4 separate regions of the Mus musculus genome follow, and regions 1, 3 and 4 are each linked to region 2. The links are chromatin loops, found by intact Hi-C in ENCODE. Cell type or tissue: gastrocnemius. All regions are shown on one strand. Each heading gives the region's core, and the rest is flanking DNA. Links, peaks and the distances in the headings are about the cores only.

What was found. Peaks named below come from ENCODE experiments on the same cell type or tissue, not always from the same donor. Only the 100,000 strongest peaks of a DNase experiment are listed, where the experiment ranks them.
Region 1: a loop joins it to region 2, with 3 times the contacts of the local background. A loop is called at or near these places in 2 of 42 quality-filtered maps.
Region 3: a loop joins it to region 2, with 2.9 times the contacts of the local background. A loop is called at or near these places in 33 of 42 quality-filtered maps.
Region 4: it touches region 2 in a loop (2.8-fold over the local background); 34 of 42 quality-filtered maps call a loop at or near these places.

Annotation. Positions count from the first base shown.
Region 1 is chr4:101,195,627-101,203,551 of GRCm38, forward strand. All of the region lies in intron 1 of Jak1 (Janus kinase 1), which reads right to left. Among named protein-coding and RNA genes, the nearest start is that of Gm24468, 13 kb to the left of the region's middle. In gastrocnemius, for the core only: a CTCF peak has its summit at 2,896; DNase peaks (open chromatin) are centred at 2,932 and 4,276; H3K27ac peaks cover 2,578 bases.
Region 2 is chr4:101,316,508-101,324,432 of GRCm38, forward strand. No RefSeq gene overlaps it. Among named protein-coding and RNA genes, the nearest start is that of Gm12796, 25 kb to the left of the region's middle. In gastrocnemius, for the core only: CTCF peaks have their summits at 2,540 (motif pointing left) and 4,305 (motif pointing left); no DNase peak of the experiment used is centred there; H3K27ac peaks cover 1,081 bases.
Region 3 is chr4:101,172,908-101,177,907 of GRCm38, forward strand. It overlaps Jak1 (Janus kinase 1), which reads right to left. Exons shown (of 25, transcript NM_146145.2): 8 at 4,661-4,849; 9 at 2,167-2,324; 10 at 1,179-1,302. Among named protein-coding and RNA genes, the nearest start is that of Gm24468, 11 kb to the right of the region's middle. In gastrocnemius, for the core only: no CTCF peak of the experiment used is centred there; no DNase peak of the experiment used is centred there; H3K27ac peaks cover 1,309 bases.
Region 4 is chr4:101,165,248-101,170,247 of GRCm38, forward strand. Jak1 (Janus kinase 1) reads right to left here. Exons shown (of 25, transcript NM_146145.2): 12 at 1,296-1,402. Among named protein-coding and RNA genes, the nearest start is that of Gm24468, 19 kb to the right of the region's middle. In gastrocnemius, for the core only: a CTCF peak has its summit at 3,106; a DNase peak (open chromatin) is centred at 3,117; H3K27ac peaks cover 383 bases.

The DNA.
Region 1 (7,925 bases), core at 1,468-6,467, 120 kb before region 2:
TCCAGTGCTGTAGCTCAGATTTGTAAGACAATCTGAACTCTGAGAAACAAGGTTAGCTACAGGATTCTTAGACAGTACACAATTTTACTCTGGCATTTTGCATGCTGAATTAATACAATGAACTCTTAGAGAACTGACATTCTAATAATAAAAAATAAGTCACACAGCATTTAAAAAGCATGCTCAGACCTACACTAAGCAACTCAAGCATAGCACTATGGATCTACTTTCAAGAAAGGATGGCTGCCCCTATTCATGATGACAAGTCATTTTGGTGTTACATTTGTACAATGGCTTCATCCAAGAAACATTTCAAAAATAAGCCAGACTCTGATTTACCTGGTCACTTGTAGAGAAAGCAGAAAAGGAGTAAAATCATTCATTGGCTTCAAAAACCAAGTCAAGTTTCTCACTACAAGAGAACATCTGCTGTGCCAAAAACACGGGCCAGCAGTAATCATAGAATGTCATTTAAAAGACACACTTTACTGAGAACTTCAAATAATTGTCAAGCTTAGAAAATGGAACCAATAAAGATGAGCAACCCATAGTGTCTAGGTGAAAAGCAGTGAGCTTGTCTGCCTATTATACAAGCAAAGATGTAAAAGAAAAATAGCCGTCATTCAGTGGTAGAGAGTTACTTTGTTGGTTTATGCAGGACAGAAATCAGAGACATTCTACAGACTTCTCGATTCTTTATCACCGTCTTATGTATGTGGCAGTATCTCTGATAGTTTCTGACTGATGGACAAGTAAAACAAACAAAACAGTTTTGTGAGTCTAAACACAGCCAACTCAAAACCACTTCCAAACAGGCAAAGTTCCAGCACCTTCTATATGACAATCCACATAGCTCCTGAAGTTTTAATATTTGTATAAGGGATACAGAGACTACTGAATTTTAGATGGAAGGCAAAACAGAAAGTGAACTAGACAGTTCTAATGCTCCAGAACGCTATCATCAAGTGTACCCGAGCCAAAGGCCAATGCCAGCTTTGTCTAGCAAAAAGACTGAGTCATAACTAAATCAAGGATAAAAATCTAAACAAAACACTGCATGTCCTAGGTGATTTCCACTGCAGAGACTATCTTTCCAGGTGCCATGGTAGATGCCTTTTAACCCCAGCACTTGGGAGGCAGATGCCTCTTTGAGTTAGAGTCCAGTCTGTTGTAAATACTGACTTTCAAAAAGATAAGATCTAACCTACAGTGAGTTATTTTAAGGAATCAAAAACCTTTCTAAAGCAGAAAATAGCAATACAATGTTGACAAATTCAGAGAAAATGAAAAAATACATATATATAATTTCGAATACTCCAGGCTGGGAGCCTGCTGGGAAGAACGCAGAATAAACAGAATCCTGGTCCCACACTGAGGAATAGTCTGCTGAAGGTTAAGTACAAAGGCTGGAGTTCTAGTGACCTGAATGACTTGAATCTGGCTTCCCTGGCAAGTTACTTAACATCCTCAATATTCACAGTACAAGTGAAGAGATAAAAATAGGATTTATTTCACAGGACCGGCAGGAGCTAAATATCACAAAACAGAATTCAACTCTCAGGAAACCTTTGATTTTGACCATAATTTCTGTTCATCTGATTATGGTTATGGATACAGTTCTGGTCAAGGAGGAGCCCCAATATGCACAAAGTGACTTCACAAATTATGACAGAGTAAACCACTGGAACTTCAATCTGTAGGAAGTCTGAGCTATGTTGGGCTAATCAGTATGAGGGACAGCAGTCCTAATGTGCAGCTCCGGACTCAAGGACCTTGCCCTTTCCTTCAGTCGCCACCACCCTGTCTTCTCTGGCTGTTTAGTAGTTTTCAATCTAGCATCCACCTCGGACACTGATGTCATTGCAAGTCTTCTAAAGGTACTGTCAAAAAGAACCCATCAAGCTGGGTGTGCTGGCACAGGCCTATAATCTAGCACCCAGGAGGCTTGGAGGCTCACAAATTCCAGACTAGCATAGGCTACAAAGTAAGTTTGAGGTTAACCTGTTCTGTACAGCAAGGCCCTGTAGCAAACAAACGGGAGCTGCAAAGTCATTAACTGCCCCACCCTGACTATGCTCCAGCCCACCCCTCCAGCATGGCAGCCACCCTAGAGGAATAGCAGTGTTCTGCTTCCTCAACACAGGCCTACCTTGCCTGGACATGGAACTTTCTTAAGGTCTTCACACACACAGGCCAGGAAAACCATCTGCTGTCTTCCAGTTGCACGACCAGTGCCTCCTACCCACAGCATTACAGAAAGACTTTCTCTGTCTCTCCCGAGACCCCAGCACTTCGTTTCGAGATGGGTAACATTCTGCTGAGAGCTCAGCAAGAAACCGTAAAGCTGCTGGATTCTAGCCAAGAGAATGACATAATATAAATACAAAACTTGCATTTTTCCCTGTCAACGAGTCAGAATTATAGCTTTTCTCTATGCCATTCCTGTCACACAGAATCACTTACTTCTAACTATAGCAGCGATTCCAGGAATACCACACAACAGTAAATGCTGCTTCATTTACAATAAACTTCTAGGGATGAGCAAATGATCAATGCCAAGTCAATGGGTCGGCTCTGCCTTGTTCCCAAAGAACCTGCTTTAGTCAAAGAGGAGGTCTCTGACAGAGCAAACAGTACTTTGTTTAATTAAAGTCAGTAAGTGTCTTCCTAAAAGCCACACTGCATCAAGATGCTGGGCAGCTCCATTTTGCTTTACTTTCCCTCTTTTAAACTAATTAGCATTAATGTATCTATAATGTTATTAAAGAGGCCATGATAAGATTTAGAGAAGCCATCTCCACAGTTCTCCTCGAGGTCAAAACTATGGTGGCAGAAGTGGATAAGCAGAAAGGGGAAGCAGGGCCAGGCTTGGCAGCACAGCCTGTCATCCCAGCACTTAGGAAGAGGGGGCAGAATAACCATGAGGTTGAAGGCAGCCAGAACTCCAAGGCAAGTGCCAAGCCTGGATTACATAATGAGGCCATGTCTCTAAATGGTGCTGGGGGAGGGGTGGAAGGGAGACGATGGACAGATACCTGGTCTCACTCAGCACTTCCTAGACACTTATCTAAAGTACTTGAAGCATCTGTCCCATAACAATAAAGCCTAGCATTTATTTACACATTCTGTCCCTAGTAGAGGCTTTCAAATCTTTGACAATATTGAGGATTCACAGTTCCTTCAACACATGAAAAGGCCTGGCTTACGACATTCCAGGGATCAACTGCCAGTAAGTAGCACACCTCCTTGTCCAATGCCTTGCTGGATTCCTCCTGGAAAAGATGCAGGCTGCAAGAGATCCAAAGACAAACAGGGAACACAGCATGTTCACCAAAGCCTTGAGGCTTACTTCCAGCTATTAAAACAAACAGGAGCCTCACTATCTGGAGGAACACTTAGTAGGATGCCAAGAACTGGCAGTAGGGAGTGTGTCGTCAAGAAGGCACAGTGTAAGGCTTGGGCTTGGATGTCACCTGGGAGAGGAGCAGCTCCCAGCCTGGAAACATCAAAACTGAGAAGGGGAGATAGGTGTACAACTGTTCTGGAAAAGAGCGGGAAGAAAAGAAAGGACGCCCAGCATGGCATCAGCCTGGACCAGGAAGATGGGGAAGGAGCACATAGGAAAAAACTGGAAGGAGTGGATATTACGGAAAAACAGGGAAGGCTGCAAAAAACTCTGCGCCAGCCTGTCCCGGAGAGACAAATGGCCAGGTCTTGCCTAGTTTTGAGCAAACCTTCTAGGATCTCAAGACTCAAGTTCTGCAAGGTGAAAAAGTACTGGATGGGCTCTAGGGCTCCCTACCAATGGAAGTATCTTCTGCATAAGCGCGAGGAGCTCCGTTCAGATTTCCAGCACCCATGGAACAGCACGGTAGTGCCCAGCTTCCAGGCAAGCACAGGAGAAGGGCAGAGAGGAACCCATGGTGCTCACTGCACAGCCTAGGGAAAATGATGCCTGAAGTTGGCCTCTGGACTACACACACATGTACATGTGCAAACAAATGTGCAAGTCCATACACAGGGGAGAGGGCAAAGCAAATATGGGAAAGTATATTGTGCCACAAGTTGACAAATTTTTACTAATGTTATTTCAACAATGTCATGAAAACAAGGTCACAGAACCTTGCTTGCCGTCAAAGCCCTTGGCTTTGCCTGAAGGAAACCACACTTTGACCACTTGGCATTCTCAGGTACAAACCTGTCACTTCTTAGTAGGTAGGGGGAGAATGAGAGTGAGGGGACGGCCCCCACTGCTGGCACCACAACCATGGCTCATCAACACCACCAGCTGGGCACTCTGCTTCCTGCATGGTTCCCTGAACACTCAGTACCCAGAAGGGAAGACTACCTCAGCCCTGCAGCCTTGTGGAAGACCACCTAGGAGACCCCGCAAGCAATTCAGACAGATGAGGAGCTGGGAAAGTCCCCAGCACATCTACTGCGATCTAACATAAGTTGGCTGCTGCCTCAAAATAAGATTTAAATAAGAAAGTCAGAGAAAATGGAAGAAAAAAATTTCCCTCCAGGGACCCCAGCATTTCTCAGTCAAGAAATTATGATCAATATTTATGGTTACACTTCTTTCTTCTTCCAGGCTGGAGATCAAACCCAGGGTTCCACCCAGTCAAAGCAAACACATCCACCACACACACACACACACACACACACACACACACACACACACACACACACACAGGTCTTAAACTAACTGCAGTCACAGCTCTGAGCAGATGGCACTGGTGCCATACAGAGCACCTCAAGGCTCCAGCCTACTGCAGCAGCCGGTAGAGCTGAGACCACCCTTCTCTTCCCTACTCCATACCCATTTCCTTCAGCACAGCTGCAAGTTCACTCTTTATATCTGCAGTGAGACTGCAATCCAAAAATGCAAAAAGGAAAAAGAGTCTAACCCTCACTGGGTGCCATTCACTAGTTTCAATGCTACCCTATTTTCTTCCATCTAATATTCTTTTAAAATGCTGAAGACTGAAAATAGATTTCACATTCCACTAAGGAACAAGGATCTACAGTTTGAAAATCACTAGTATAAAATACTCAACAAAATTACAAAGAGTAAATTTTTCCCTATTCCCATCTTTATTTAATATGTGCATCTGCCCAGCTGAGTATAAAACAGCAAGCCACACTTCCTCTGGAGCTCACCTAATTGTTCTTCACCCACACTAGGAAGCTAAAGACACTGCAACATAACTTTCTGGGTAGGGCCTGAACACAAGAGAACTCCGTCTTCACTAGTGTCCCCTCCTAGATAGTTACCTTCTAGGGTCAACCATGGTTCCCCAGAGCGCTAGAAACTACATCTCAAGGCTGGAGACCCATTTGAAGTTCTGCCAATTGCCCCTATCCTTACCTGTGGTGTATTTCCACATATGGTCACACTTCCCAGTGAGTCTTGACAGAACTTGACAAGCTCAAACTCTATGTTATTTACCTTGCATCTGGTCAAAAATTTGACCATACTTCAACCATCTTTCCACTGGAAAAGGGAGAGCAGTCTAGTGTGTGGCTGTCAACAGGAACTATGGGTGAGTTGTGAGTTCTGGGTGGCAAGTGGTATAATTAGAAGTCATTAATTATTTCTTAACTAGAAAAGGTACCCAGAGGCATCTGTCCTGAGGTAAAATTAACTTAATGAGACACTTTGAGATCTTGTGGTGAGGTTCCACATAGGTCTACAGCATGCCTACATCTATCACTCTGGTCAAAAACCTTGGTCTATCTAACAGATAACCCTTCAATTGACTGGCTATTCCATTTACTTTTTCTGCTTTTTGGTTGAGGGTGAAGGACAAGGCAGGAAAATGATACAAACCCCAGCCACAGTGTGTCTGGTCTGTATTTTCTATGGAATCAAAGTATAAAAAGAGGACGAGGATGGATGGTTTGAAGAAAACATTATGGTAGGGTATAAATGCCTAACTGGGTTAATATAGCTAGAGAAATACCTCACTGACTCCTGCACCTCTTTAAATAACACAAACGCAGAGTCATCAGGTAAAGTCTGCATGCAGCTTAGTGGGAAGAACAGAACACAGTAAAATAGTCATCAAAGCCACACCTCCTAATGAGGCACAGTGACTGATTGCCAAATGTACAACACACCTGACCAAGACCAAAGAGAATGCTGTCAGTGAGCACAGAAGGTGCTAACAGTCAAACCCAAAAATTCTGAGGGGAACCAACATGGGGAATTTGGTCAGGACAAGAAGAACCTTAACACCTTGGTTCAAGCAGCTTTTAATTTTCTGCAAATGAATTTTCTCTTGCAATAAGGATAATCCTAAGTGTTTAGTTTATTTTTTAATTCTGTAGAAGATAAATACAGATGATAGATAGGTAAGTGATAGACAGATAACAGATATATATGGCAGACAGATATGTCTGGCAAAATACCTGGCCCATGGAAAGAATGCAATGCTCTGACCACTGCAAAGGAAGTGGATAGAACATGAATGGAGCCTTTAGGGATGGGAAGACACAAGAAATGTGAGAATACAAGCTGATTATGGGAAATACTCTAAACAAGAAAACTAGGAAGAGAACAAGAAGACAGAATGGCAAAGCATAAAACCCTGACTGAGGCTGAACAGAAGTATACAGAGATCAGACAAAACTAAGGGAGAAGTCTGGCCCAGGTTCCAGAGGAGCCCAAGTGCCCACTAAGGAATTGGCCTTTTTCCTACAGATCCATCTCCTGAGAACATGCAACCCCCTTCAGCACAAGCAAATCCTGTATGCATACACGTGCTGTGTGAGGGCAGGGACTCAGAAGGTAGCAGGGAAAGTACATGCACAGGATTCTTGAAGACTGATGAAAATGGCATGCGTCCTTCCAAGCATCACTTCACTAACAGATGCACATCCGTTGCACTACCATGCTGAGAGCTCCCCTACCCCACAACCCCCACCCAACCCTGGCACCAGCTCTGGAGTAAATATCCAGAGACAACAAAAGTGAGCTCAGCAAATAACCTCAAATATCATTTGTATATTTCACTCACAATGTGCACATGCACGCACGCACGCACGCACGCACGCACGCATGCAGGCACACACAAAACATTTGGTTGGATAAAATAAAATGAGACGCTAGAGGTTTTCTGTGAGTCAAGTGTAAATGTGAATGAGTCAGAACTTTCCCACAGCTTTGGTCCTGACTGAAGGGCAGGGTTGGGGCTTCACTGACAGACAGTCTAAGACAGCATTCCACAGCTGGTGACTCAACCTCCACTGATCCTGCAGCCCAGATATGCATGCTCGGGAGGCTGCTCCTAGGAGTAAGTGAATTACTTTTACCACACATTCTCCTAACACAGAGTCAGAAGTCAGAGGACAGGACATCTACTACTCAGTAGTGCGGCTCACCCAGACCTAACCTTCCTACCCAGAATTCAATGCTCTGATAACAAACAGACATGCAATCTTTTCAGATCTCTGAATATGGCTGTGTGTACAAAACTTATGTTGAGTGAAATTGTATCTGCCTTTGTTGGCTCAGAATCCCTCTCAGACCTTCTCAGGTCTTCACCTTGGGATCTGACCAATTTCACTTGAGCAGAACTGGGGAGAGTGAAGTTGCAACTAATGGGGCTCTAGCTGCCATTCCGACCCTGTCGTTCTGTTCCAGGAGTATGTAACAGGTTTCATCACCTATCAGGGTCTCTGATGAGTGCCCAGCCAGGTATGATGACTTCTGAAACCTCACTGAAGCAGTGTTCCACATAATCCAGCTGTGGACAGATTGGCAAGTGTGTGCTACAAACCCAGGCCCCTAAATAAAATCAGAACTTCCATGATGCCACCAAAATAAATTCCAATAAAGGCACGTCTACTTCTGAGCATTTCTCTAAGAGAATACCAAAGAGCAACATCAGCTCAACTGTTTGTGTCCACAGACAAATGCA
Region 2 (7,925 bases), core at 1,709-6,708:
ATCCTTCTTGGAAACAAAGTAAGATTGGGGTCAGTTAGCATACTGAGGAGTAAGCTCTCGCCTGATAAGTGTGGTGGCCAGTAAGAACTATGCAGGCGTTTGCACTCCCTGCAGCCGTGGAGGAGTGTTCCCCTTCCTCAGCATCCTTGCCTGCATGTGCTGCTCCTTGAGTTCTTTATCCTAGCCATTCTGGTGATGGAAGGTGGCGTCTCAGAGTCATTTTGGTTTGCATTTCCCTGATGACTAAGCACTTGGAACATTTCTGTTTCTTGGCCATTAGAGATTCTTCTGTTGAGAATTCTCTGTTTAGCTCTGTATCCCATTTTTAAATTGCATTATTTGGGTTGTTGGTGTCTACCTTCTTGAGTCCTTTATATATTTTGGATATTAGGTGTCTGATGTAGGGTTGGTAAAGCCAATCTGTAGGCCGCTGTTTTGTCCTCTTGACAATGTCCTTTGTCTCATTGAAGATTTTTAGTTTCTTGAGGTCCCATTTATTAATTTGTTGATTTAGTGCCTGAGCCATTGGTGTTCTGTTCAGGAAGTTGTCTCCTGTACCAATGAGTTCAAGACTACTCCCCACTTTCTGTTCTATTAGATTTAGTGTATCTGGTTTTACGTTGAGGTCTTTGATCCATTTGGACTTGAACTTTGTGCAGGGAGACAGATATGGATCTATTTGCATTCTTCTACATGCAGACATCTGATTAGATCAGCACCATTTGTTGAAAACGCTCTTGCCCTTTTCCACTGTATGATTTTTGCTTCTTTGTTAAAAGTTGTAGGATGAGGCTTCTGGAAAGGGTCTTTCAAATTCAGCGGGAAGACCTAACCTTTATCTTCAATCCTTTGCTCCATCTCACCTGGAACACAAATCTGGTGGCTGGCCTTCTAGCAGCTATATGCAAAATATAAAAATAAGACCATCACCCTAGGGATAGTAGAGGGAAAAGCTCTAAAGAGGCTAGGGTTGTAATATTCTCTTAAAGTTGTCATTATCAGTCTGTCTTAGGTTTCTACTACTGTGACAAACATCATGGCCAAAAGCAACTTAGGAAGGAAAAAAAATGATTTCAGCTTACATGTCCTGATATCAGTCCATCATAAAGCAAAGTCAAGGCAGGAATTCAAAGCACGAGTGGGAGTCAGGAGCTGAGGCAAACACCACAGAGAAATGCTGCTTACTGACTTGTGCCCCATGTCCTGCGCAGCCTGCCTAGAGGTTCTCAACCTGTGGGTCTTGACCTCTCTGGCAAACCTCTGTCTACAAAATACTTACATTATGATCCACAACAGTAGCAAAATTATGGAGTAGCATCAGGTTGGTGGGCAAAGAGAAGACACACTACTCACTACGGAAGAAGACAGGTAGACTGCGAGTCTTATACAAAAAGAAGGGTCAGGAAAGACGTGAAAGCCATCACAAGAACTCCTTCAGCTACCCTGTGTAGTTTGCTTTTCAAGTAAGTGTCAGGAAATGGCCCTGACTGACAAATGGAAGGTGAGTGTCTAATCCAATATATAGCCATTAATTTAATGGAAAGATTGTTTGATAGCAAACACCATTGGCCCTGTTAGGAAGGCATGGGGGCAGCTTCAGCTCACAAGAGCTTTCTTCCTGTGATTTTTGTTGAAAATGGAGTCTTTGGCAAAGGTATTTTTTTTTGCTTAAACAAAACAAAAAAAAATAAAGCAATCAAAGGTGATTAGGCACAGAATGTTTCTCTGAACAAGGCACGAAACAGCAGCAAAAGTGCCCGTGCTTCCTCTTAATGGTCTCTCTAGCATTTTAAAAAATTGCCTTAGTAATACCAGCAAATATTTTAAGACTTTTACAGTAAAAGTGAAGGGGTCAGTAACTCATTCTCCACTCTGGTGTTTACAAAAATCACCACATTGTACAACATTACGCTATTACCGTAAATCCTGTCGAGGTGGGAGTTAGTAGATTAAGCCAGCCATCGGACTTCTTGTGGGCTCATGCTTACAGAGCCCAGCCACTGACTTCAAATTTGGGGTCCTTCTTTCTTATTCTACAACCTGAAAGAGTAAGAAGTGGGCTCGCTGAATCATGAGGTCTGATTGCACAATACATTTCTGAGATGTCATGAAAGAGAAACATCCTGGGAATGAGAAGACCCCACCTCGAGTGGACAGTAAGATGGGAGATGTTGAGCAGGTCCGACTCCCTCCCCACACTTCAGTCCTGTGAGATGAGGATGCAGCTCATTGGTGAGGCACACACTGGTGTGCATGAGAGCTCGACTCGGTTAACACTGAAAAACAACTACACCCAAACAGGCAAAAGGCCTGTGGTGGGTGGGACAAGGGCACATAAAATAATGCACACCAGTGTTCTGTGCCACTAAAGATCTTGGTACTGGGGGTGGGGGAAGGGGTGTGGACTGGTGAGATGGCTCAGTGGTTAAGAGTGCTTGCTGCTCTTGCAGAGGACCTGAGTTCAGTTGTCATCACCCACACCAGGTGGCTCACAATTATCTGTACAACTCCAGCTTCCAGGGATCCAGTGCCCTCTTCTGGCTCTTTGGCCACCAGCATGCAGACATCACATTTACAAAACAGGCAAAGTAATTTTTTTTTAATGGCATTTTCAGTAGATACTTGGAGTGACCAATGATCATGTTCTCCCTCCCCCACCCTTCTTTGGGAGTTAGGTACCTGCATATTTCTCTAAACAATGGACTCGGGGGCTATATCTAAAGGAATTATGAAAATGGTAATTTAAAGACTACAGTTTGGAAGGGTGACAAAATTCTGCATATGGGAAGGAGTGACGTTTACACAACAGTAGGTATGTTCTGAATGCTACTGAATTGTACACATAGAATCATTAAATTAGTAATTTGTGTGTGTGTGTACAATAAAAGGAAAACAAAATCCCTAAGATCTAACACATGCAAGGAGCTTACTCAGTAGATCTGGGTGTTAGACTCACACAAGTTCAGAGGAGCCCTGTCTTGTTGATGTGTCTGTGTGGAGTAGAACACAGCAGACACTAAGTAATCCTGCCTCATCATAGAACAGAAGGTCCCATCCAGGTCACAAGGGCAGGGAATCTGCCCTTGTCAGAAGTTAGATGCCAAAGATTTAAAAGCTCTGGCCAGGCAATGTTACCTCCCATCTCTCTAGTGTAGACCTGGGTGGCCATCTCCAAAGCAGACTGGAGCCTCTCAGGGGCCAAAGTTGTGAGAGAGAAGAAACTGGGAGTGAGTGGAGACTGCCAGTCTGGGGAAAGTCAGACCAGGGAGGGACCTGAGATGGCGTCTTTCTAGGTCCTCTATGCTTGCTGATCATAACTTACCAATCACCCTTCCCCAGTGACCCCAGTGAGCTTTGAGCTTTGGAATTTGTTACCAAATGAGCTCTAAATTTTTGTGTGTGTGTGTGCAAACAGTACTTTTTAAGAGCAAAATGGAGCTGCAGTGGGTTCAAAAAAAAAATCTAGGGCACTGCTCTTTGTAATAACGAAACACTGAAGAGAACTGAGTCACCAAGTACCTAGGGAGTAATAAATTGCACTATGTCCACTCAATGGAATTTTAGGTAGTCATGAAAACACACAAACATTAGAAAGTGTTCTTAGGCAATTACAATAGTCATAAAAACTCAATACATATGCTTGAAGACTGAGAAAAGAACAAAAATGTCTGGGTGGGGCCGACGAGAAAGCTGAGGAGCTAAGGGTGTTTGTGGCCAAGCCAGACCTGCTGAGTTCAATCTCCAGGACCCGAGTGGTAGAAGGAGTCAACTCCTCTAAGTTGTCCTCTGATCTCTCTACATGTGTCCTGTGGTGCGTGTGCAAGCATACACAAACCTGATAAATATTTTGTATTAGAACAATTTCATGATGAAACCCATTATTTTGCATGCTAACTTAAATAATTAGTAAAAGAAAGGAAGAAAAAGAGGGAGAAAGAGAGAGAGATTGAAAGAGAGGCTATGAGATAGATGGATCTCTGTGAGTTCAAGGCCAGCCTCATCTATATGGCAAATTCCAGGCCAGTCTCTACAAAGTGAGACCTGTCTGTAAACAAACAAACAAACAAATAAATAAAACAGATAGATAGATAGATAGATAGATAGATAGATAGATAGATAGATAGATAGATAGATAGATGAAAAAGAAACAAACTATGCTGGGCTGGAGAGATGACAGGAAGGGGTGGGCTTACAGCACTGGCTGCTCTTCCAAAGGAAGTGGGTTTGAACCCCATCACCCCTGAGATGGCTTCTAAGTTTTTGTTAAGTCCAGGCTCAGGGGTTTTGACACCCTCTTCTGGCTTACTGAGGCACTGCATGCATGTGTTGCACAGATCTATATGCAGGCAAAACACCTGTACACACAAGAATAAATGAACAAAACTTATAAAAAGAACGAGAAGCTGGGGTGAGCTATCTCAGTAGGTAGCTCCCGTTGGCAAGCCTGACAACTTGAATTTGGTCCTGGGGACCCACAGGGTGAGAGGACAGAATGGACCTTGCAAACTGTCCTCTGGCTTCCACGTGTGTGCCACACTGCGTGCACACACACACACACACACACAATAAACAAACAAACAAACAAACAAACAAATAAATAAATAAAATGTAATTAAAACTGGAAAAAAACTATTTATCCACCAAAAGCAAGATCATCAGGAAGGAGGCAGCTGCATGTGTGTGCCTGACTATGAGTTCCATATTGTTCAAAACTTTCCACTAATTTTGTTTACAGAAAAACTTGGAGACTCAAAATCCTTTCCCTAAAATACTTGATAGAATAATTGCATCTCAGAACTGGAAATATTTCTAGAGATCGTTCAATGTAATTTTTCACTTTTTCAGTCAGAGTATAAAGTGGCCTTCCACACCGGGGGAAACATGGGAGACCCAAAAGACCACACTCTCTTTGACTGGCTAATCACTGCATTCTCTCTTACATCATTTCCCTGGTACTTCTCTTGACTTTTAGTTCTTGCAGTTGAGTTAAGTCTGTCCCTGCCTCTGTTTCCTTTCTCCCTTCCTCCCTGCCTCCCTGTCTTAGTTAGGGTTTTACTGCTGTGAACAGACACCATGACCAAGGCAACTCTTATAAGGACAACATTTAACTGGGGCTGGCTTACCGGTTCAGAGGTTCAGTCCATTATCATCAAGGTGCAAGTATGGCAGCATCCAGGCAGGCATGGTGCTGGAGTAGCCAAGAGTTCTACATCTTCATCTGAAGGCCACTAGAAGACTGGCTTCTAGTGAGCTAGGATGAGGGTGTTAAAGCCCCCACCCACAATGACACACTTCCTCCAACAAGGCCACACGTCCTAATAGTGCCACTCCCTGAACCAAGCATATTCAAACCGTCACACTCCCTCTCTCCCTCCCTCCTTCTCTCCTACATCAGGAGAAGGTCTACTTCTTTCCTGGCTGACTGGCTGCATGCACAGCCTATGCAACTGGGCCCAAGCTTGAGTAATAGCTCTTTCATAGCTATTTTGAAATATCCAATTTTTTTTTTAGTAGTTTAACCATCTAGGGTTGGTTCTCCCTAATTTAGTCATCATTTACCATAGCCTCTGGATATGATGGAGACAATGTGGATAACAGAGGTCCCTCAACACTCTTGTTTTATTATTATTACTTTTTGAGACAAGATCTCACCGTGTATTCTTGGCTACTTGATATGTTGACCCCAGCTGGACTTGAGCTCTCAGAGATCCCCCTGCCTCTGCCTTAAGGGTGCTGGGATTAAAGCTGTGCACCACAGTTCCTGGTTTGTTCTATCATTTTAAATATAATTGTTATCAATCCTTTGATGATTTCACAAATGCACACAATGCATTTTGATTACATGCACTGCCCGGATACTGTTCCCCCTAACTCCTCCTAGATCCGTCCATTCTCATTCCCTACCCTTCCCAAACTTTCTGACTTCTTCGTATTTCTACAGCCCACTGTCCCCAGTCTGTGCTTCCTATATTGTTATGTTGTGTGGGACCATCCACTGAAGTGTAGTGGGCCTACCATGGACCACACCCTTAAAGAAAACTGTCACACACACACACACACCCTTGGAAGCCATCAACTGCCAAGACATCAGCTGGGGTAGGGGTTCATGAGTCCCTCCCCCTCCCTGCTGGAGTGCTGACTGCCTTGTCCCTGTGCATGTCTTGTGTAGGCAACTCCAGCTGCTGTGAGGTCATGGGTGGGGTGGTCCTGCAATGTCAAGAAGAAATTGTTTCTCTCCAGTCCTCCCTGACCTCTGAGTCTTAGAATTTTCCACCCCTCTTCCATGATGGTCCTTGATCCTTGGACTAGGGAATATGATACAGATGTCCCATTTGCACTGCCCTTATTTTAGTTTGCTTTTAATTATGTGTCTGGGTATAGGCATAGGCACAGGCATGGGCATGGGTGTGGGTATGTGGATGAGAAGCACCTATAGAGGTCAGAGCCATCAGATCCCCCTGAAGTTGTTGTTATAGAGGCATTAGATCCCCCTGGGGCTGGAGTTATAGGTTGTACACCACCCAACATAGAGGCAGGGAACAGAACTGGGGTCTTCTGTAGTATGCAGTACGCAGTCTTAATTGCTGAATTAAACTTATGAGTATGCATCTCTCCAGTTCAATGTTCTAAGTTTTTAAAATACTCCAGACTGAGTGGATGCTGTTTGTTCTTGGTGCTAAAATATATCAGAGAACTTTGAAGTTCTGGTCTTACACCCAGGGTCTATACCATATCTTATAATTCCTCCAAAATTACTGGGCCTATTCACTATTTGGGAGGTTAGAGGCTACTTTCTAATTCTGACCTTAATAGCTTCTCTTCTCTTCTCTTCTCTTCTCTTCTCTTCTCTTCTCTTCTCTTCTCTTCTCTTCTCTTCTCTTCTCTTCTCTCCTCTCCTCTCCTCTCCTCTCCTCTCCTCTCCTCTCCTCTCCTCTCCTCTCCTCTCCTCTCCTCTCCTCTCCTCTCCTCTCCTCTCCTCTCCTCTCCTCTCCTCTCCTCTCCTCTCCTCTCCTCTCTTCCCTTCCCTTCCCTTCCCTTCCCTTCCCTTCCCTTCCCTTCCCTTCCCTTCCCTTCCCTTCCCTTCCCTTCTCGCTTCACTTTTTTCTCTTCTCTTCTCCCCCTTCCCCTCTCTCTCTCCTTCCTTTCTTCATTTTTTGTAGCCTACCTGACCTTCACTTTGCAATCCTTCTTTTACTTTTCAGGTGCTAGGATTATAGACATCAACCTACTTTCCCAACCACTTTTGCTCCAGGATGGTAGGGGGAAATGATCTTTTTGGACACTGATTCAGCTTCTCCAACAAGGGTATTTCCTTCTTAGGTTTATGGTAGTATGTCTCCTCTCCTCTCCTTTCCTTTTTCCTTCTTTTCCTCCCCTCCCTCCCCTCCCATTCTCTTTTCCCCTCTCTTCCTCCTCTTTTTTCCTTCTTCCTCCCTTTTCCTCCTCCTCCTCTCCTTCCTCCTCTTCCTCCTCTTCCTCCTCCTCTTCTTCCTCTTCCTCTCCTTCCTCCTCTTCCTCCTCCTCCTCCTCCTCCTCCTCCTCCTCCTCCTCCTCCTCCTCCTCCTCCTCCATCTCTTTCTTTCCCTCTGGGCTTAGCCTCTGTACTAGATTCCAGTTGCTGCTTCAAATTCTCAAAACCTAAACAGCAAACAGGGGGATTCTCCAATGTTTACTATTCAACTGGGATAGTACTGTGATGGAACACATGCCTGCAGTAAGTTGTGTACTTGATCAAAGAGACTGAGGCCAGAGAACACTGCTTGAAGCAAAGGAGGTTTCCACCAACGTCTTTACCTCAGTTAGCCTTGGCTATAAACATCAACCACAAGGGTACCTCCAGTCCCCTTGGGTTCAAGTTGAACAGCCAATTGATGGGCAGATGTCCTTGCAGGATTATTTTCTGTGGTAGCCTTTGGGCAAGGCTG
Region 3 (5,000 bases), core at 1-5,000, 150 kb before region 2:
AACAGGAAGCCACCAAGCCCAAGGCAGCCCTGAGGTCTGGCTGTTCAGGAACACTCCTGGAACTTTACCCAGTACATCTGGCAGCACTGGGTTCCTTATGTGACTTCCTCCTTCCACTTTGACAGAGCCCAGTCCTCGGGGCTCTCTTAACACTTGTCTCCTGTGTCTGATGCTTTGCCTCCATCAACAGGTTCTTTCAACTCAGTTTTCCAGTCTGGGTGAGTCTCACTATTGCTGGTAGATTTAATGTAGACTAACATAAAACTCACCACCCTCACTGGACCTGGTGGAACATTCCTTCAACCTTAGCACTCAAGAGGCAGAGGCCACTGATCTCTGTGAGCACAAGGCCAACTTAGTCTACATTATGAGATCAGGGACAGCCAGAGCTACACAGAGAAATCCTGTCTCAAAACAAACAAACAAACAAACAAACACACCAAGAAAAGCCCAACCCCACAACAAACAAAACCTCACCCTCGACATCTTCTAAAATTCTCTAAAACCTTTTAAGCATTCTAAAATGTTGCGTGAATAGAAAAGGCACTGCAGGGACCATGAATCAGCAATCGTTTGGAGCTGCATCTGGCTGTTTATGCAGCAGACACTTTGGGAAAGCAATTTATGTTAAAATGCCCAAAGCTGTTGCTGGGGGAAACAGGCCATGTTGACGAGGTGGCTCTTTGACATTAGCCTACACCAGAGAATGCCACAGGCAAACACAGTTCTAGGTTTGATGATTCTGCCACTGGCTATAGAGTAAGTCACTCTAGATAATTAAGCTAAAGTTCACATGTGCCTGATGGAATGGCGGTTTTCTGGTCACATTCTACCTTCTAAGGTTACAGTCCTTCTCCGGAGAGAAAAGAGAAGAGAAGGGAAGGAGGAAGAAAAGGAGAAGAGGGAAGGAAGGAGGGGAGAGGAAAGAAGAGGAGGAAGAAAAGGAGGAAGGGCGACAGGGAGGGAAGGAAGGAGGGAGGGAGGGAGGACCAGACATAGGAAGAATACAGAGTCGTGCTATTGAGTGTCCTATCAGGTAGGATATTCTTTCCAGACTACCAGAGACTTGCTCAGAGAGAGACCCTGGTGTTCCTTTCTCCCACAGTTCCTGGGCTGGGTGGTAGTGAACAGATACCTTGTAGCTGCATCCCCTGGCCCACATCTATGTCCCCACTGACCTCAGACTTTTCAAAGCAGGTGACAGTCATAAGAATGTTGTCAAAGTCGGTGCAGCTCCACCTCAGCACGTACATCCCCTCTTCACTCCCTTCCTGCCGCAGCTTATTGATGGCATATTCTGTGCTGGAGAGAGAAGTAGGCAAGGACAGAGGCTCAAACCATAGAACACAAGCTGCCAGGGACACCCAGCCACACCCTGTCACCTGCCTGGCTCCTAAGGTCCTCTCTGGCGTGGTATGAAGCACGTGGTGAGAAGGAGTTTGAGACATCCAGAGCTTCCAATTTCTAGGAAAAAAACTCACCTACTGCACCCAACACACAGAGGTCTGCTTTACTGTCACAAAATCTACAAAGACATGTCTCCACATCTTACCATAAAGTGTACCTTAATACTAGGAAGTAAGAGTAGCTAAGGATTGAGTGGAGTCCCACACTTGGCCCGTTGGGGCAGTTGGGTTCACTTCCTTCACTGCGAGCTTAATTGATGACAAGCAGAATAAATACCTCAGTGGTGAGTAAAAGAGTATTAGAGAACACACTTTATGTTCCTCTGTATTCCCAAATGCAGTGAGTCTTGATGCCCAAAGGGCACAGAGCATGATGGGTAGAAGGGGGCTAAACCTGTCACGTGGAATACAGATGAGGACCATTCTTAAGATTTAAAGATCTGCATTCCTGTCTCCCTTCAAGTGCTCAGTATTGGACAGAGTAGGAGTTGGCTTTGGAGAAGTGAAGGGGTTAATCTATGAGAAGCAGAGATCAAATTAAGGGAGTAGTTGAGGCATGCTCTAAGAGCCATGGCAGGAAATGACAGGAAGGGCTGGTGGGGGCTCAAGTAGCATACTTCACAAAGAAGACAGCCTCCAAGTGTATGGCCACTCACCCCACCCTCAACAACTGGCCACATGCAGAGCTAAGGGGACTTTCTACCTCTAAAACCTGGGCTCTTTTCACACCAAAGGTAATTGAGAAAATTCTGGAACCAACCAGATTGGACCGTGGCAGCCGTTCTGTATATTGTGGACAATCAGTGGGGGAGCCACATCAGTACAGAGGTAATGGTGGGCATCTGCAGTGAGCCGGAAGTAGCCATCCACCAGGGACACAAAGGACAAGGCTTCCTCTCGAGAAGAGAGCTTGAGTTCCTGGTGAGAGAAAACACACCACAATTACTTCACTCCACTGGCTGGCATCGACCTTCAGATACCTTTGAAAAGCAAATTTCAAATGCTCTAGAGCAGGGGGGTGGCGGGCTGAATCAGACCCCACCTGGCATACAAGCACCTTGGTTTCTTGATAGCAGAAGCCTGAGAAGTGTGTGAGAGATGGAGAGATCAAAGCAAGACTTGGTAACACGCTGGCATCCTGCTTTCATGAAAGACCAGTAGCCAAGTACTACCTGCTCAAAGGGCGGATCTATAGAGAGGCACAGTGTGAACCGCAGGCTCTGTAACCAGCCTCTTCAAGTTCACAGCATCCCCACCTGCTACCAGGCTCAAACATATTCAACTCGATGTTTTATAGGTCAAAATGGGCAACTACTGGCAATTTCAAATTGTTTAACCAACAATTTGTGTCTTTAACAGGTCACTTAACCTCTGTGCCTCTGTAAAATAGGGATGACCTCTGCCACCACCGAGTTAACATGGTAATTAAACAGCTGACACCTGGAAAGTTGTTAAGAGTAGCCTTCTATTTTATACCCAGGTTGTTTGTAGTACTTTGACTGCAAATGCTGTTGAAATAAACCCCTTTTGTTGGTTTGTTTTTTGGTTTTTCAAGACAGGATTTCTTCATGTAGCCCTGGCTATCCTGGAACTTACTCTATAGTCCAGGCTGGCTTTGAACTCAGAGACCTGACATGAATACTCTTATTCATAAGCCACTGTCTGTACCTCATAGTTTCCGGAAAACATGTTCACTGGGTTCCTAAATGGAACCCACAGAAATATTTTCAAGATTTTTGCCATAGGCTGTCAAACTGATTTCTAGGAGGTTGTCAGAAAGGCAGCCTCTGCACAGGGGAGAGTGGCCCTCTGTGCTGCCTCACTGGGCTCTCCCCTTGCGCTGTGCATTATCTTTCTGTCATTGTTTTAAGCAAAACAAGATTTCCCTGGTGCTGATGGCCTTCACTTTGTAGGCATGGCTGTCACACTAGCCTGGCCTCAACACGTGTTATCAGGGGTGACTTCCCACGACAAAAACATGTTTACTTGGAAGAGTTACCACTTTCCCTGCCAAGCTGGCCTGCTTGTCTAAGCTGTGTCCTCAAGTGATACCAGAAAAGACAAAGCGAGATAACACCCTCTCTGCTGTCCTCGAGCCCCTGGGTGAGCCTGACACCACTGGGGCTGCTCTGTGGCCTACTCATGAGCCCAGTGCGACTTCCTTCTACCCAGCTCAGCAGGCACACCTCTGTGGGCTCCATCTTTTCCTTTTAAGATCAGAGGTTAAGTTATGGTTAACAGTATGAAACTGCCTGGGAATGGACAGAGCCTATAGTAATAAACTTCAGGAAAAGATCTATGACACACAAGAGTGGCCCAAACATCAGAAAGACAGAAGGAACAGAAAAAAAATTAGATAGATAGATAGATAGATAGATAGACAGACAGACAGACAGACAGTGCAAAGAGGCCAGGTGCTGGATCCAGCTTTGCTCTAGGGTCCTAGTGCATGCATGCACAGGGCTTTCTGGGACCTTGTCCTTGTAGAGTCCCTTCTCTTCCCCCACTATTTGCTCCTTGACAAATGGGCAGCTGGTAATTTCTGGGATTGGGAATGTGGGTCTGGTTGTATAGTGGATCTATGCTCTTAAGAGAATCCAGAGAGGTAGAGACCATCTAGGGAGGTGGAGTCTGGGAGGAATTAGATCAGCAGAAGCAACTGAAGGGAAGAAATAAGGTACCAGGGCCAGGGGAGGGCCACAAACAGAGGCTCTTATCCAGGACAGGCCTCCAACTACCACATCAACATGGTACAATAAAGAAAGAACTGATCTAATTCTTTCTCCTTCTTATCCACTTTTTAATGTATATGTGCCTGCCATACATGTGCAAGTGCCCACAGTGGCCAGAAGAAGGCATCATATTTCCTAGAGCTGGAGTTACAAATGGTTTTGAGTCACAGGACATGTATGCTGGCTTGCAAACTGGGGTCTTCTGGAAGAATAGCAATTACTCTTAACTGCTGGGTCATCTCTCTGGCCCACCACTCACTTATTTTATAAACTAAATACTGACACTGAAATGTCTTTATGTGGTCAACAAACCCTAAAGCGGATGGACATCTGTAAGAGCCAAGCACCTGGGATGTGCCAGTGGAACTCTGGAGCAGACACTGAAAGGGGCTGGCAATGAGACTTCTGGCTTCAAAGGGACCATCAAAGGAGCTTTAACTGGGGACAGCAAACTCTGGAAATCATGTGCCACATAGTCTCTCACCAGCACATCCAGTCTGGGCAGGTCTCGAGCGAGCTTACCATGTTTTTGTTGTCCTGTTTGTTAATGCTGACCACAGACTCCTTTATTACAATGTGGGTGATTTCAGGGAAATAGGAAAAATTGTTCCACTCTTCCCGGAGTTTGTTTCTCTCATCATCCTTCTTGTGTTTATTATATTCCAGTTTTTTCCGCTTCAGTTTATTTTTTTCCTTTTCAACAGGAACAACCTGATAAGATAACAAAAGTGACAGGATTTAGTTAGCTTTCTCATTTTCTGTTGGCAAAAGGTCAGTGCTTCTAGCAATTTCATATAGGGCAAAGGCCCAAAGAAGAGAAAGCCAGCATGCCTGAAGTCAGAGAAATGCAGGGAATCATGGG
Region 4 (5,000 bases), core at 1-5,000, 150 kb before region 2:
ACAAGCCACTTGAAAAGCATCAATCATGTCTGCATCAGCCCAAGCTGAGGGCTGCGCTGGGTTTTTCCTCACGTGAAGGAAGGTGACGGTACCACCAGACGGATAAGCCCATGCACAGAACGATCTGTTTCTAAGGACCCTTCCGGAACTGAGTTTCAATATTTCTCATTTTTAATTTCTAATATTTGAAAATCAAAATGTGATTCATAAAACATAATAATATTGAGCTGCTAACATTAGCCCCACAAAGCTTGTAGACAGGAGCTCTTATGGAAGCTCTTGCAAACATAGAAAATGGATTGTGGTCGATATCTAGGAAGCCTGTTCCCTACAGAAAGAGACACCACTGTTAATCGGGTATATTAATTTACACAAATACCACCACTTGTTATCTGTCACAGCAGAGTGGCCATTTATCCTCCCTATCTGCTGTACTCTGGCAAAGTCCTGCAACTATTCATTAGAGCTGCATCTGTCATGAGGTGATCCATCAGCATTATGGGAAGCTGCATTCCCAGAACGTTCCATAAAAGGCATATGCTTTTAAGACAATTACTCTCCTCTAGAAGAAGACTTAATTCCAAGGGCTAGGTAACAGAACCCACAAAGACCAATGTCCACGTCAGCATCCATCAACACAGTTCTCTCTGTCCGAGCAGAGCCTTGGTGACTCATCTTCTGGGCCTCTGCTTTAGTGTCCTTCCCTAGGAAATGAGTTCTGCCCTTCCAAGACTAGATTTTACATAACCACACATGCTACTGAGGGTGGCAACTACCCGCAGATGTGTAAGCGCCTCTGTGGGTCTGGCTTAGTCTGAATATTCTGGGTAGCAAAGGCTATCCCAGGAAGGCTGGGGCAATGCTCTGAGCTCCCCAAGGGTCCCCTTTCTGAAGCCAGCTCTTGTTCTGCCCTGCCCTGTAGTCTTTGTTCTTCTCTCTATTCCTTTCAGAAGTCCCTTCTGAAAAAGCAGGACTGAGCACTATTACACAGCACTCTGTGGGGTGGAGACTCCATTGAGACCAACCTCTACTGACATGTTAGTGATCCCATTCCTCTACCCCAGGTAGTCCACACCTCCTCATCCAAGTCCATCAAGGATTAGTCTCTCAGGGGAAGGCCAACAGCAAGACTGGGTAAAATGAAAGGTGGGCTTGCGTGGCCTTACCTCGTTGTTCTCTTTCCACTAGAATATCCCCAAAGCAGACTTTACCCACACACACACTTAAATCTCTAGGGGGCTCCCCTATGGGGTGTCAGGACCAAAGTTGGACAAAGACCCTTAGTGGGGACTTACTTGTATAATATCTTTCTTAAGGATCCGATCAAAGCTCAGCTGGCTCATGGAGTAGACAGGCTGCCACTCCTGGGCTTTCTTAGTGGCTACGAGCAGATTGGAGATTTCTGTGAAAAGATCAGAGAATTTTAAGCAGCATTCTGCACTGGCATGGCTAGCATTGTGTGCTGAGCCATGGGGCTTACCCAACACAAGGGTTTGCTAGTTACATCATGAACAAGTCTGTATCGGGTAAATGCTTAATTCATACCCTCCAGGAGCTCACAGGCTAATGACAGAGTCAACAGGAGTCAGAGAGCACATGGAGAGCTATGATTTAGCCAGGGTTCACACAGCAGGATCTGAGGTGAGGGAAGGCTCCTTTGGGAAATGGTCAGGTATGATGGCACATGCCTATAATCTCAGCACCTGAGAGCAAACAGTGAGTTGGAGAATAGCTTAGGCTGTCTCCAAAAGAATAATAAAACAAATGACAAAAGTCAGTCTCAAGAAGCCGGGGACCATGTCTGTTTCATGTTCTGCTCTATGCCTACAGCCTAGAACATAACGAATGCTCGACAAGTTACCAGGCTCGTGCATGCTAGGCAAGCACTCTATTTCCCAGTTCCCAACAAGACTTTGTTAAATGTAGGAAGCACCAGGGGTGAACTGAATGAGGAACACAGATGCCTTGAGGCTAGGGAACTCTGTGAAAAAGGAAAGTACAAGCTATATGCAGATGAAAGGGAAAAGCAACTTAGAATAGGATCCTAGAAATCTTGCTAATGAAGCTAGAACCTCACATGTGGCTTAGGAGTAGGCCATTTCCCAAACTTTACTAAGATAAACAGCAAACACAATGCATGACCAGGTCTGCCAGGCCTGGGTTACATAGGATCTAAGGAATTTATCCTTTGTAAGCTGCCTTCCAAATTCAGACATAGTACAGAATCCTCTGGGAATCAGGTAGACCTGACATAGTCCCTGAACACACCGTGTACTTCCTTTAGCTGGACCAGTACCACTGGGGAAGTGACAACTCACAGATGATCTCCCTGTTCCACTTTCTTGCACGGGATGACAATGAGTTCTCACATGGGAGTTCTAATTCTTGGATTCTGATAAGAAAGTTCCCAAAACTCTGTAGAAATTCCAAGGCACAGTTCACAGAACCCACACACAGACTAGTGTAAATAAACTGCTAAGCAATAGGTTACAACACTGGTTACATGAGTACAATAAGGGCCCCTCAAATCTTCTTTTGTTCTGTTTTCATTCATATGGTCTTTTTTTTGTTTACATTCATATGTTCTGTTTTCTCTATGCTGGGTACAGTTCTATAAGAAACTGTTAACTCCTCTGCCTAAGCTCAAGAGACAGGAATTGTCAACATCCTTATCTGTACTCTAGATCAGAACAAAGGCTCAAAGAGACTCAGCAACCTAACCACAGAGCTTGCTAAGCCAGAGAGGAAGGCTTCACAGAGCATCCAGGCACAGCTCTAGTCTGACTTTCCTGGGGTACAAATCTAAGTACCAGAAACTGGCTTCAGTCATCTGGGTGCTCCTTTTTTCTGAGCCCATTCCTTGCACGGTTCTCTTTTGATGCTAGCCTGGGAAAATACAATTTAAATAAAAAGGCTCTGTACAGCCATCTTGAGGAGGGAAAGGAGTCAAATACAATGAGGCTATTTGACTGGTGGCACGAGGGCAGACAGAGGCTGGTGGCCGACCATCTGGGAATCAGAGAGTAGGATGAGTCTAGAGTGGCTCAGGCTTGGTTATCTGTGTGGGGACCTGCACTACACTTGACCTGTGAGAGAGGGAGCCATTTCACCATCATAAGGATGTTTCGTTCAAGAAAGCTGTGCCCTCCTCAGGTTGCTAAGTGAAACAGATGAGACCATGCCCAGAAGAGCTTTCTTTAGTATGCAGTAAAGGCTTCACTACTGGCAGCCACTGTCGTCATGATCAACCACCACCTTAGTCTTCCACCAGAGCGTTCCAGCCTTGTGCATCAGAATGCAGACATCTTCTACAAGGAGCAACTAAGTGGAAATCAGCATCACACCTGCCCATCCTGAGGAGGCCCCAGGGAATAGGTACTGACACATGTTCAGTGGTGTGTGGGCCTGAGTGCTGGGCCTGACCAAGGGCTTACTTATCTATCATATGCTTCTGTCTGGCTTCCTGGCTTTTCCCTGCCTTTTCTCTATTCCACAAAGCGATGTATACTGCAGTGTAAAACCTAGATCAGAGTATCTGGCTCTGGGAACCCTAGTTACAAGTGCAGAGAAATTGAGCAACCTGTAACGACACTCTTTGTGTTACACATTCCTGATTTTAGCTCTTCTCTAATTTGCAGGTTCTGAGAACTAATACGAGGACGATCCACACTGGGCTCCTCAGCTTTCTCTCCCTCCCCTCAGATGAGATACCCTGTGTCCCAGAGATAGCTGACCACAGTACCTATTCCTATGCAAAGCATATGAAGATGGAATGGGGAGGACATATCAGTGTATTCAGGTCAGACAGGGTGTTCAAATCTCCAATCTTTGTTCACTTGGAGTCTTGGCCAAGCATCCTGAATTCTTCTGATAATTAAATGGTCTACAACATGGAAGGCCTTCAAACAGGCAGACCAAACACTCACTAAGATGTCAGTAGCCATTGTTATTATTCACTGTCACTACTATACTACTGCTGATGCCATCAGCTGTGAAGCCTTGAGCAATTCACTGAATATCCCTGAAACCAACTTCCTATGTGGAAAAAAAAAAAACAATAAACAATAAGATAGTCACTACACTACTTTGAAAGTAGTAGGTACTGCTACAGTGGAAGCTGCTCAAATATTATCACCCAATGGGACAGTCCTGCACAAGATCTGGTGTGCATTCTAGGCTTCCCATGAATCACAGAGCAGTGAGTGAAAACTCAGACCTTCAGAGTTCTAAAGCAAGTGAGAAAAGTAGACAGAAGGCACTCTCAGTGCTCCGTTTCAGAAGAGCCTCGGGAAAAGCCACCCAAGTATTCAACGCTGTTCCCCCACTCTTCCCTCCAAAGCTACTGGCTTCCAGTCTCTGCTGTTAGAGGTGGTAGCTACATCAGAGGTCTGTATCAGCAACCTTCAAGTAAAGCACATCCTAGCCCCTGGCCTTCTCAATTCCGTGGATGCTGTCTTCTCCCGGGGACCATGATCCCTAGGGAAGTTAGATCTTCTTTTAACACCAGAAGGGAGGTCATGTAAAAAATAAGACCATTGGGCTTTAAAGCCCTAAGGAGCTCTGAGGTTTCATGGCCAAGAGGCAGGTGTGTTTTCGCCCTTTGTGGCACACTGGCTAGCATGAAAACAAAGGCTGCAGTTACTCTGAGGCTGGCAGGTAACCCTATCTGATCAACAAGAACACAACCTTCCTCTTTCACCAAATTCAGGAACTTGCCTTTTGCTGAGACTAAAATATAATTCACACATTGTAAACTCAAAGCCCTGGGCTAGAAGTGTAGCTCAGCAGAAACACTTGGGTAAACACTTGACTTATGTGCATGAGGCCCTGGATTTAATCACTAGTACTTCTAGAAAACCCAAGCCCTTTCTACCTGTTCCTTACTCAAAGGTAATCCCTTAAAGAACAATATAGTCTCAAAGGGCCTGCTCCAAGGCTAGTGTCAAGAGCTTGTGTGCTGCCTTCTCTTCAAGGTCTTAAGACTTCCAAGGACAGATCCA